3 separate regions of the Homo sapiens genome follow, and all the other regions are linked to region 2. The links are chromatin contacts, found by Hi-C or POLR2A ChIA-PET in ENCODE. All regions are on one chromosome and are shown on one strand. Each heading gives the region's core, a stretch centred on a gene start or an enhancer-like site at or near the end of the contact. The rest is flanking DNA. Distances are from core to core; before and after follow the strand shown.

Region 1 (3,963 bases), core at 361-2,860, 470 kb before region 2:
ATCGCGCCATTGCACTCCAGTCTGGGCAACAGGAGTGAAACTCCGTCTCAAACAACAACAACAACAACAACAAAATTGGCTGGTGTGGTGGCACGCGCCTGTAGTCCCAGCTACTCGGGAGGCTGAGGCAGGAGAATCGTTTGAACCCAGGAGGCGGAAGTTGCAGTGAGCCACCACTCCAGCCTGGGCGATAGAGTGAGACTCCGTCTCAAAAAACAAATAAATAAATAAATAAATAAAAAGGGTCCCCAAATGCACTTTGGTAACTATTAGAAGAGGCAAGGAGGAAGAAGATAATCCCTCAAGACTAGAATTATGTCTGACAGTCTCTTTTCCTAAAACCCGTCTTGATTGGCCTAAACAGACACCAATCAAGGCCCCATCTGTGTCTACTAGGAAGTGGTTTTGAGATTTCTCTCATCTTGAGAGAATCCAGGGCTGCGCCTGCTCTGCTGTCTAGGTCAAGACTTCACCCTCTTGTCTTGTGGATCATCCTCCAAAGACCCTCGGGTTGAGATTTTGCCTTCATCTCTCCTGCCCCTCAATTAGATAACACCTGGCCAATTCCTGTCATTTCAGAAAGCGGGAACACCTTAAGCATCTTTCCTCAACGATCTCTGCTTCTCTCAAAAAGATAGGTTTCTCCATCCCCTGACCGAGCGGGTTACTTTGTTCTCCACCTAGACATCAAGAGGCACCTAGACACCTTCCATCCCCTCAGGTTTGGACGCTGCTCTTTCGTACTTCAGGAGGCTCTAGGAGTCTTCCTACCACGCGCTCATCTGTGGGGAGACCTGGGCCTGCTCACTTCCCCTTAGAGCTCCTCTTCCTTCCCTGCCTTTGGAAAAAACCTGCCCTTTTTTCCCTTGTTCTGAGTGGCCGAGGCCTCTACCGCGCCCCTCGGGATAAGCTGGACTCTGCTCTCCTCAGAAGAACCCACTCTGTACTCTTGCTCTCCCGCCAAGGCTCCGAGAGGGTCTCCTCCCAGGCGGGCATCCGGGCTTCCAGCACCTATCGTCCCCCTCCCACTGGGCAGGACCCAGGCCTCCAACCAGCTCCTCATCCAAGGGCCCGGTGCTCCCCGGACCCCGCCTTTGGGGATACCCCAGGCTCCCCGGACCCCTCGATGGGGTCCTGGGCGCCTGGCCCTCTCAGTCCGGAGTCACTCCGGCCCCTCCTGGCCCCTGAGCCGAGTACTTCCGGGCCCCTCGGTCCGGGGGCGCCGGGGCCCCCCCAGTGGTGGACTCGCCGGTTCCCGCCGCCCTGGTCTGGGGCCCGAGCCCCGGCGGCGCGGCCGGCTGCGCTGGGGGCGGCCCGGCGGCTCGGGCGGACCCAGCGGCAGCGTCCCCCCACCCCCCCGCGGCGCCGCGACGTCCGCTCGCTCCCCGGCGGCGGCGGCGGCACGCACAGGGCGTGGGGAGGCGCCCGCGGAGGCAGCAGCCCCCCGCCCCCTGCGCGCCCGCCCGCCCTCGCCGGCCGCCGCGCGGCCCCCGCGCCCGCCCCCCCGCCCCCACCCCACCCCGCGCCCGCGCGCCCACCCCTCCCCCTCCTCACCGTCTCCGTCGGGCGGGCGGGCGGCGAGCGGCCAGGGCGGGCAGGCGACGGAGCATGCGCAGAGGCCGCCACGGCAGCTACCGCCACCGCCGCCGCCAGGCCGGGCTTCAACACTTCCGGCCGCCGCCGCCGGAGAGCTGGCGCCTTAAAGGGGACGCGTCCCTATTGCCGGTCCCACCGAGGATTAACCTTAGCCAAGGGATTTGGGCCTTACCTAAGCAGAATTCTTTCGCCCTTGAAAATCAGTGTTGGAAAGGTCGCTAGAGACCCCAGTAACTCTCCTTCCCGCACTCATAGATGAGGAAAATAGGCCCTAAATGAAAGAATCACCTCAACCACAATTGAGGGCCAAGCTAGCTTTCTCGACTCCTCTGGAGGACTCTACTCCATTTACCTCCCCAAATCCTGTTTTATGAAGTTTACATCTTATCGGACCCTTCAAGTTACAATCCAGCTATCAGTTTGCAATCAGAAGATCTGCATAGATCAGTAACTGGTCACGAGTCCTTGAGCAAGCCCTAAGCATTGTCTGACCCGTGCCTGTTTGCCAAGTTTTTCCTGCTTGTGAGTTTCTGGGTTGAAGTCTTGACTCCCCTGCTGGAAGTGTAAACGACTCTGGAGGAATTTCTTGACAGCTCTAAACCTGTTTCCGATAAGACATAATGTGAGTGCTAAAGAAGGTGATACCTGCATGAAAAGTGCTTCAGAGAGTTCCTGGGGTCAGTAATAGTAATTAACAAGTATTAAGACCTTTATTTTTTATTTATTTATTTATTTTTTTAGACAGAGTCTTGCTCTTTGGCCAGGCTGGAGTGCAGTGGCGCGATCTCGGCTCACTGCAGCTTCAGCCTCCTGGGTTCAAGTGATTCTCCGGCCTCAGCCTCCCGAAGAGCTGGCACTAGAGGCGCGCGACACCACGCCCGGCAATTTTTTTTTTTTTTTGTATTTTAGTAAAGACAGGATTTCACCATGTTGGCCAGGATGGTCTCAATATCTGACCTCATGATCCACCCGCCTGGGCCTCCCAAAGAGCTGGGATTACAGGCGTGAGCCACCGCGCCCGGCCGTATTAAGACCTTTCTATGGCCAGGTGTGGTGGCTTACGCCTGTAATCCCACACTTTGGGAAGCCGAGGCGGACAGATCACTTGAGACCAGGAGTTCGAGACCAGCCTGGGCAACATGGTGAAACCCCGTCTCTACTAAAAATACAGAAATTAGCCGGGCGTCGTGGCACGCGCCTCTAGTCCCAGCTACTCAGAAGGCTGAGCCAGGAGAATCACTTGAACCCGGGAGGCGGAGGTTGCAGTGAGCCGAGATCAGGCCATTGCACTCCAGCCTGGGCAACAGAGTGAGACTCTATCTCAAAAAACAAACAAACAAAAAGACCTTTCTATGGCCTATGGCTTGGTGAAGATGCTTCTGTCTTGTATAATCCTCACAGCAACCCTACTAAGTAAGTTTCTCTTTTTTTTTTTTTTTGAGACGGAGTCTTGCTCTGTCGCCCAGGCCGGAGTGCAGTGGCGCAATCTCGGCTCACTGCAAGCTCCGCCTCCTGGGTTCACACCATTCTCCTGCCTCAGTCTCCTCAGTAGCTAGGACTACAGGCGTCCGCCACTACGCCTGGCTAATTTTTTTGTATTTTTTAGTAGAGACAGGGTTTCACCGTCTTAGCTAGGATGGTCTCGATCTCCTGACCTTGTGATCCGTCCGCCTCAGCCTCCCAAAGTGTTGAATTACAGGCGTGAGCCACCGCGCCCGGCCCTTCTTTTCTTTTCTTTCTTTTTTTCTTTTTTTTGGTGGGGGGGACCGGTCTGGGTTGATCTCCCAGGCTGAGTGCAGTGGCGGGATCTCGGCTCACTGCAGCCCCAGCCTCCAGTGCTCAAGCAGTCCTCCTGCCTCAGCCCCCGGAGTAGCTGGGACCACAAGCAGGAACCACCATGCCTGGCTAATTTTTACATTTTTAGTAGAAATGGGGTTTTACCATGTTGCCCACTCTGGTCTCTAACTCCTGGGCTCAAGCAATCCTCCTGCCTTGGCCTCCCAAAGTGCTGGGATTACAGGTGTGAGCCACCATAATTGTTTGTTTATTGATTGATTGATTTGGAGACGGAGTCTCGGTCTGTGCAGTGGTGCGATCTTGGCTGCCTCCCAGGTTAAAGCGATTCTCCTGCCTCAGCCTCCCGAGTAGCTGGGACTACAAGCACGAGCCACCACGCCTGGTTAATTTTTTGTATTTTTAGTAGAGACGGGGTTTCACCGTGTTGGCCAGGATGATCTCGATCTCTTGACCTCATGATCTGCTGCCTTGGCCTCCCAAAGTGCTGGGATTACAGGCATGAGCCATCGCGCCCAGCCAATTTTTGTATTTCTGGTAGAGACAGGGTTTCACCATGTTGGCCAGGATGGT
Region 2 (4,363 bases), core at 296-2,795:
GAGCAACGTGAGTGACCGCCCAAGGTCACAGGCACAGAACCTTTCCCCTGCTATCTCCCTTCCTGCTTCGAAGGACTCATTCTTTCCTCCCACTTCCACCCCAACATAGAGTAGTATTTGCTTTTTAGTCCATTTTGTTTTCAATACGATTTAATATCGATCAGAGTAATTCTTTTGTACATTGAAATGAGGGGCTTGGTTTAAAAAAAGACCTTTCCCTCTCCCTGCCCCTAGAACAACCAGTATTAGAAGGTGCCACCATTGGTGCTGCCTTCTCTTCCCACAGCCTGTAACTCAGTGTTTTGTACTTCACTGAATTGTGATGGTTAGAAACTTCGTGGATAGTTTGTGGAAATCATCCAATTAAACATACTGCTTAAAACAGTGTTGCTGTGACTTCAGAGACAAGCCTGGAAGGGGCACCTTAGGAAGCCCCTTCGCTTCAGTTGCTCGCTTCTGGGTGTGCTCCCTTCGAAGGCCCAGATAAGACAGGGAACACTTGTGAGCACACAGAGCAGCATCTGATGCCCTGTGGTGTTTGGCATGTGCCCCCTGTCTACTGACCAATCAGTGTGGCATGAGGCCCACGCCACCCAAACCTTTCACTTTCCAAAGAGCTAGCCGTCCTCCACCCAGTACCATGTCCTAGCCTGTCTGCATTTGTTAGTGGTAATATTCTTTATGTATAATAAATTTTTATACCCAAGCCATTGATGTACTTTTCCTTGTACTCTCCCTTGTGGGTCCCTTGTCTGGCTTGGCTGAACCCCAAAATGCTTTGGGGTTGGACAGACCTGGCTGAACCTTAGTTTCTTCATCTATGAAATGGGAATATGAATTACTGCAGCAGCTTTTAGGGCAGATTTGCCATGGCATATACAAGGTAACTACCATAGTGCTCCTTGGGTATTGCCAATATCCTATTATTTCTGTGTAAAATGAAGATACTGATTGTTTTGAGGATTAAATGAAGTAATATATGAAAGCGTCCAGCTCACAGTCTATGCTTAAATGTCCTGCTTGCTTTCAGGGACAGAATCAGCCCTCAGGAGGGGCCCAAAGTGAGAAGGGGAAAGGTGACACTTGAAATGTGAAGATACAGGAAACTAGGTGACTCAAAACTAGAGTTTTGCTTTTTGCAATGTCTTGTAGATGAGTAAACAGGCACAATGACTACGAAAGGCACCATGTCTTTTAGTATCATGAGAAGTGCAACTTTCATTTCTCTGTGGGAGAGGACAGAGGCTTGGGTGTCTTACTGTCCTTCCAAGTACCACTGAGCACATCCAAACCACATGTGAAGTAGAGCACAGTGATGAGTGGGTGGGTGGGTGGGTGTGCTTCTGGCTAAAACTGGACCAAGGCAGGGGGAGAAAATGTTTAGTTGCCCTGCAAAAGTGATACATGCCGTGAGGTAATGCAGTCCTGACTAGGGGGGCAGTGATTATCTTTTCTAGCCAAGCAAAGCCAAGCAACCCCATTTCAGTCCAGGATGTGGGTGCACACACCGCTTCCTTAGAGGTTAAGTGGTGGTGGTTCAGTTCAGCTATCTGCAAACTTACCTTTGCCCTCAAGGAGGCTGTGCCAGCAATTAGCTATGGGTGTTAGTTCTCACACTGCTATGAAGAACTACCTGAGACTGGGTAATTTATAAAGAAAAGAGGTTTAATTGACTCATGGTTTCACAGGCTTTACAGGAAGCATGGCTGGGGAGGCCTCAGGAAACTTAACAGTTGTGGCAGAAGGTGAAGAGGAAGGAGGCACGTCTTACATGGCCGGAGCAGGAGGAAGAGAGCGCAGGGAGAGGTGCTGTACGCTTTTAAACAACCAGATCTCACTATCTGGATAGTGATAGATAAGAACTCACTATCACAAGAACAGCAAAGGGGGCGGCCCCTATGATCCAAACATATGGATCATATGACCTCTTACCAGGTCCCTCCTCCAACGTGGGGGATTACAATTGGGCATGAGATTTGGGTGGGGACACAAATCCAAATCATATCAGGTGTGTTTATTCATTGAACAAATATGCTGGTTTAGAAATACAGTGGTGAACACTGCAGGACCCCTGTTGCCTGCCTCACAGCTGGGGCACACGGGCAAGAAGACTGTCCACTGCTCCGAGAAGGGGGCCCTTGATCTCATTTTTAGCAGCCAGGGAATGTTTCCTGAAGAAAGTGGCCCTTTTAAAAACTGGAACCCAGGGGCTGATGCATCAGTTAGGAGTGTTTTGGCTGCAAGGAATAACTGGCAAAAAGAATTAGAGGAATATTTTACTTCCATAAGTGGAGACAGGTGGTTTCAGGTATTGTTCATGGTGGAATCATTCATTCAGTAATACCTCCAGGGAAACAGGCTCTTACTATGCTTCTCCGTCCTCTGTGGAGGGTTTGGCATCTCATAGTTGCAAGAAGTTTCTAGCACCACATCTTATAACAACTACCAAACAGAAATAAGTCATCCAGGGAGCAAAATTTTTCCCAGAAGATGTCACTGGTTAGAAAATGGGTCACAGGGACCCCTCTTGGTAAGTTTGGCTGGGAGAGCTGCGAAGAACAGACAGGCAATATACCAAGCCTTACTCCTTGGGATTGGGCACCTGTTTCCAATAAAATTAAGTTGGTAAAGATGAAAGAATGCCTGCTGGAAAGGCCGGGTGGGGTGGCTCACGCCTGTAATCCCAGCACTTTGGGAGGTCAAGGCAGGCGGATCACAAGGTCAGGAGATCGAGGCCATCCTGGCTAACACGGTGACACCCTGTCTCTACTAAAAATACAAAAAATTAGCCGGACGTGGTAGCAGGCGCCTGTAGTCCCAGCTACTCGGGAGGCTGAGGCAGGAGAATGGCGTGAACTCGGGATGTGGATCTTGCAGTGAGCCGAGATCGCGCCACTGCACTCCATCCTGGGCGACAATGAAACTCCGTCTCAAAAAAAAAAAAAAAGAATGCCTGCTAGAAACAACAGTGTCTGGCACAGAAGGGGTGGGACTTGAGGGAAAGGTGTTTCAGTCAGAGAGAGTGGCATGTGCAAAGGCCCAGAAGGTAAGAGAATAGCCCATTCATGGGACTGAACAACATTTGTTATGCTTAGAGCACAGACGTGAGGTGAGATGAGATCAGGGAGATCGTAATGGCATATTGAGGAATTTGGGTTTCAGTCAGGACATCGTATTTTCCTAGATGGACCAAAGTCTTCCCACTTACTTTCTGGCACATTTTAGTGACAGACCCACTGGGAAGATCAGCAGTGGTCCCAGCCCATTCTCATAACCCTGCTTGGAGCAATCTCTGTGATGACGTGGCTGGGGAGAGGAGTGTATGCTGGGCATTGACTTGAGGCAGTACAGTCAAGACCGGCCTCCAGGGTGGGGCTGTGGCTATGGCAGTGCCATCCTCTCCCACCCCTTCATCCATGAATAGGTTAAGGGGAGCTCTCTGGGTAGGGAAGGCTTGCTGGAGGAGTGCCAGGGCCCAGAAGAAAATGAAAGGCTGGATGAGCCACTTTTCTTGTTTTCTGTAAATAGTGGAGCAGATAGGCTCCCCAGCTGTGGAGCCAACTGCTGGCAAGAGGACCTTTGTGGGCAGAGGTGAGGTGGAAGGAGCCAGCCAGGTATGGGTAGAAACCCGGCATATGGGCCAGTAACATCAACTCTGAGCCTCAGCATCCTGGTATGTAAAGTGGGAACTGCACCTTTAAAATGAAGTGTAGGCTGGGCGTGGTGGTTCATGCCTGTAATCCGAGCACTTTGAGAGGCCGATGCAGGCAGATCACTAGAGGTCAGGAGTTTGAGACCACCCCGGCCAACATAGTGAAACCCCGTCTCTACTAAAAATAAAAAATTAGCTGGGCACGGTGGTGCAGGCATGGTGGTACGTGCCTGTGTCCCAGCTACTTGGGAAGCTGAGGCAGGAGAATCACGAACCCCGGAGGTGGAGGTTGCAGGCAGTGAGCCAAGATCTTGTGCCACTGCACTCCAGCCTGGGTGACAGAGCGAGACTCCGTCTCAAAAAAAAAAAAAAAAAAATTGTAACCACTGAAAGAAAGCATCAGCTGTTGTTGCCTTCGGCATTCCAGTCACCTGAACGCCCGCAACCCTATGGCTGTGGCTTCTCAGCTGCTTCCTGGAGCAGCCACAGCCAGCTTCACTTTCTGGCCCCTCCCGCTTCCCTGGGGCCCCAGTGGAAGTAGGAAGAAATGTGTGGGAGGTTGTGGATGGGTCTGGGCCTGCTGTAAGGGTGGAACTCAAGGAAACAGGATTTGCCCCTCTAGATTTCCTTCTCCCTCTCCCCAACCTCAACCTAGCACATCTGGATCATCTGCCTCTTGCTGGAGGTTATCAGTGCTTCTCACCATTAGAA
Region 3 (3,950 bases), core at 1-2,500, 310 kb after region 2:
GTTACTATAAATCAATTGACCTGCCAGGCCTAGATAGATAAGAAATGCTCAGGGCTGATTCCATTTCCTGTCCTGTAAAATTAGGATAATAATTCCTATCTCAGAGTTGCGTGCTGATGAGGTAGAGAACTGCTGTTACTTAGGTGCTCTGTAGATTGTGGCTATTAAATACGTTACTGACACTAACCCTGAGGACCTTGAAGGGTTTGAAGGTTTCAGAGTGTTTCCTTTGCTTCCCACAACTTTACTTCCCTGAGAGGGACCAACGGGGTTTCAGTGTGTGGCTGGAAAAGGGGGACTTTTAAAGACAGTGGTTTCTACTAGGAGATTTTGTGTGCAAGTGTGACTACAGCTTTAGATCCTTGTTTTCCTGCTTAGACTGTATTTAAGTGAGGCCCTGTTGTCTTTCCTTTGCACAATTTGGGAGAGGGATCCAAGACAGCCCTAATAGCCATTGTCTCCATGAATAAGCTCTGTTTTGCTATTTTACTGGCATTTCTCCCTGTGAGAGCTTTCTATGTGCAGAATACTTGTGAATTCTTAGCTAAGGTAGAAAGTTGGGAGATAAGCGAAGTTTGCATATTTGGCCATATCCAAAAGGCAGTTTCCTTCTGAATTGGCCTGAAAATGACCTTTTTTTTTTCTTCTTTCTTTCTAGGCAAGCTGTGGATTTTCTGAGCAATGAGGGGCACATCTATTCTACTGTGGATGATGACCATTTTAAATCCACAGATGCAGAATAACTGGATCTAACTGGGTACCTGAGATATTTTACAGCTGGACCTAGTTTCACAATCTGTTGTCTCCAGCTCTGCATATGTCTGGCCAGGGGGCTTCTAGGAAGTAGGTTTCATCTATCAAATGTCTCCTCTGACTTCCTTTTGAAACTTACTGCTCTTCTGTTTTATTTTGTTTTGTTTGAAGCTCAGAGGGAGATGGGCAATTGACAGGGATGCAATCCAGGGTGGGATTTCTTGAGGAAGTTACAAATAAGCTTGTTACAACATCAAGATAGATGGAATTGGAAGGATGCTACCAGGAGAGTACTTACATAGTGCTCAGGAGTTTCTCTTCTTAAAATGTTTACTGCTGAAAGATGAGCAGGACCAGGGCGTTATAGGCAGAGCCCTAGCCGAGAAACCTGCTGGCCTCTGCCTGTTTTCATTTCCCACTTTGGTTGTGTGGCATTACTTTCAGAATTGCACTTTCCTGCTTGTCATGACTTTTTGACACACTTGCCATGACGTGTGTTTCTGTGAACATGAAGTTCTGCGGTAGTGCCTCCAGGGGCAGAGGAAAAGAAGAAGTGTTACTGCATTTTGTACAAAATAAATACAGTCATATGTTTAATAAAACAGTTCTATTGTAGTAACTTGTAAAAATTCTCGTTTTTCTTTCTGAGCAGTGTAATGACCACTTTATCATCTGAGGCAGTGTAACATAGTGAAACTTGGATTTGAATTCTGGCTTTCCCACTTTTTAGTTAGAATCTTGAGCAGGCTATGTCAGCTCTGAGAACCTCCATTTCCTCATTTACAAAAAGAAAACGTTATTTCCCCTGGGTTTGTTGTGAAGATTGAAAAAAACATAGTCTGTAAAGCGTCTAAATCTAGTATTGCCATTTAAAGGGATTATATAATGGACTTTAATGTTGACTCTTTGGCAGTGTGTGATCATGTAACTGAATCAAATAGCTACCCATTTGGCCTCAAGATGAGACTTTCCAAAAGCCTATGGTCATTTTTTGGCCAACTTGATTGGCTGTTTCTTACAGAAAAAGAAACTAGTTCAATGATGTTTTTGACAACTCCTGAAAGTAATCTACATCTTGAATAAAAGAACCAATTTTGAGATAAAGTTAGTGAGACGTAACATCCCAATAAGAATTCTCTGGCCGGGCGCGGTGGCTCACGCCTGTAATCCCAGCTCTTTGGGAGGCCGAGGCAGGCAGATCACAAGGTCAGGAGATCGAGATCATCCTGGCTAATTCGGTGAAACTCCATCTCTGCTAAAAATACAAAAAATTAGCCAGGCAAGGTGGTGGGCGCCTGTAGTCCCAGCTACTCAGGAGGCTGAGGCAGGAGAATGGTGTGAACCCGGGAGGCAGAGCTTGCAGTGAGCCGAGATTGCACAACTGCATTCCAGCCTGGGCAACAGAGCGAGACTCTGTCTCAAAAAAAAGAATTCTCTGCTTTAACTCTGTTTCTAAATGAGATCTAGCAGCTGTGTAGAGAAGGCTCCACCTACTTGGTTTCTAACAGTGGATGAATGTATGGTTGTTTTCTATACATGCAGAGTTGTTAACATCTGCGGAACTATGCAAATGTGTAAAACTCAGCCAGCATGTTCATTTGCAAGTGTGTTCCTTCTTGGTTATTTTCTCAAAGAACAATGACTAAAAACAAGTAAAATCGTGTATTTGAATTTGGAATATATGACGGGATACTTTTATGGTTGGTAAACTTCTCTTTCTAGTTATGAAGCTGGGTGCCCTCAAATGGGCAAAGCGGTAGCAGTACTTGTAGGTGGAAGTGGTTTTCTTTTTTCTTTATTTTTATTTTTATTTTTTTTTAGACAGAGCCTTGCTGTGTTGCCCAGGCTGGAGTGCAGTGGTGCAATCTCAGCTCACTGCAAGCTCCGCCTCCCATGTTCAAGTGATTCTCCTGCCTCAGTCTCCCGAGTAGCTGGGACTATAGGCGCATGCCACCATACCCAGCTAATTTTTGTATTTTTAGTAGAGACAGGGTTTCACCGTGTTAGCCAGGATGGTCTCGATCTCCTGACCTCATGATCCGCCCACCTTGGCCTCCCAAGGTGCTGGGATTATAGGCGTGAGCCTGACCGGTTTTTTTTTCTTTTGATAAAAATCAGATGACGACTTAGCAATTAACAACTGCTTGTTAATTTAGTGCTTATTGGATACCTGCTGTATCAACCCGTAGGTCAGGTACTAGGAATATAAAGCACAATAAGAGATTGGCGTCACGGGACAGGCTGGTTCAGCATTCCCAGCAGCACAGAATAGTTGCTCAGTGGTGCTGGATTCCCTGCCATCTTGCCATTTCCACAGTCTCATGGGGGTTGTGTGATTTCTGACCGCTGCTGGGACCTGTGGGATGAGCACAGGCAGGAGAGCCAGCCAGGCCACTTCTCAGAATGAAACTCCAGGCTTTGTAGAGCTTCTGCTCTGCTCAGGCAGGACAAACTTGCATCTTGGGCATTTGTGGTCCACCTGATAGGTCACATGTACAGTGTTCTCTTGGCCCATTGTTGAGATAGCCGTGTGACCCAGGTTCTTAGAAACCACCAGTGTCACGGCCTAGCAATGGGTCCAGCCTGCTCATAGGAGAATCCCTACATATACAGGTGGGAAATGAGGCTCCTTGGAGAATAGTACTACTTTATTGGGTTTAACTAGAGGAAGGCCACTAAGAATTAGTATCTGGTGTGGATTAATAGATTTGTTTTTAAAAATGCAGTTGGCGGAAGGGAAGTCCAACCCATTGATAAGTTTTTGAGCATCCATCTCCAGGTTATAGTCATTTGTTTAGCAATTATTTATGTCTACTACTGTATTGGTATGTTAAATATAATCATTCAAAGGTAGAAATGAGAAAGAATATTAAAAATCAATATGGGGCCAGGCACAGTGGCTCACACCTATAATCCCAGTACTTTGAGAGGCCAAAGTAGGAGGATCACTTGAGGCCAGGAGTTTGAGACCAGCCTGGGCAACATAACAAGACGTGCCATCTCTAAATAAATTAAAAAATGTGAAGGGATGTGCTAAAAATTACTTTCTGTCTCCCAGTGATCATCTTGTGTTTCCCTAGGGCTGTGTGCTCCCCACTTTGGAGACCACTGCCTAGGGGGAATCCCTAGTCCCATTATAACACCCCACCACCCTGTGGCTTATTCCAGGGGTAAAGAAAATAAATGCACTCTGAGGC

The links. Hi-C counts contacts between places; a loop is a spot of excess contacts on that map. ChIA-PET counts read pairs that join two places held with the same protein, here RNA polymerase II (POLR2A). Pooled maps may share reads with other maps.
Region 1: a loop to region 2 is called in a pooled map, with 2.4 times the contacts of the local background. The contact joins the promoter of GMEB1 here to the enhancer-like site in region 2. A Hi-C loop is called at or near these places in 1 of 50 pooled maps. POLR2A ChIA-PET finds 5 or more read pairs at or near these places in 2 of 52 experiments (WTC11 and activated T-cell).
Region 3: a map with no recorded cell type shows a loop between it and region 2 (9-fold over the local background). The contact joins two enhancer-like sites. A Hi-C loop is called at or near these places in 6 of 37 single-sample maps with no recorded cell type and 6 of 50 pooled maps. POLR2A ChIA-PET finds 5 or more read pairs at or near these places in 1 of 52 experiments (A673).

The regions. Positions count from the first base shown.
Region 1 is chr1:28,666,431-28,670,393 of GRCh38, reverse strand. It overlaps GMEB1 (glucocorticoid modulatory element binding protein 1), which reads right to left and starts at 1,610. Exons shown (of 10, transcript NM_001319674.2): 1 at 1,555-1,610. RefSeq lists enhancers at 369-428, 479-528 and silencers at 1,059-1,348, 1,359-1,468, 1,499-1,638.
Region 2 is chr1:28,196,900-28,201,262 of GRCh38, reverse strand. DNAJC8 (DnaJ heat shock protein family (Hsp40) member C8) reads left to right here. Exons shown (of 9, transcript NM_014280.3): 9 at 1-985. The coding sequence ends at 15. Among named protein-coding and RNA genes, the nearest start is that of PTAFR, 22 kb to the right of the region's middle. RefSeq lists a silencer at 1,269-1,598 and an enhancer at 3,922-3,971. Within about 2 kb of position 1,545, at least 6 of the 41 ENCODE cell types and tissues checked have a DNase peak (open chromatin) inside an H3K27ac peak, as active enhancers do.
Region 3 is chr1:27,888,956-27,892,905 of GRCh38, reverse strand. RPA2 (replication protein A2) reads left to right here. Exons shown (of 9, transcript NM_002946.5): 9 at 659-1,382. The coding sequence ends at 743. Among named protein-coding and RNA genes, the nearest start is that of THEMIS2, 18 kb to the right of the region's middle. RefSeq lists a silencer at 2,072-2,141. Within about 2 kb of position 1,250, at least 9 of the 41 ENCODE cell types and tissues checked have a DNase peak (open chromatin) inside an H3K27ac peak, as active enhancers do.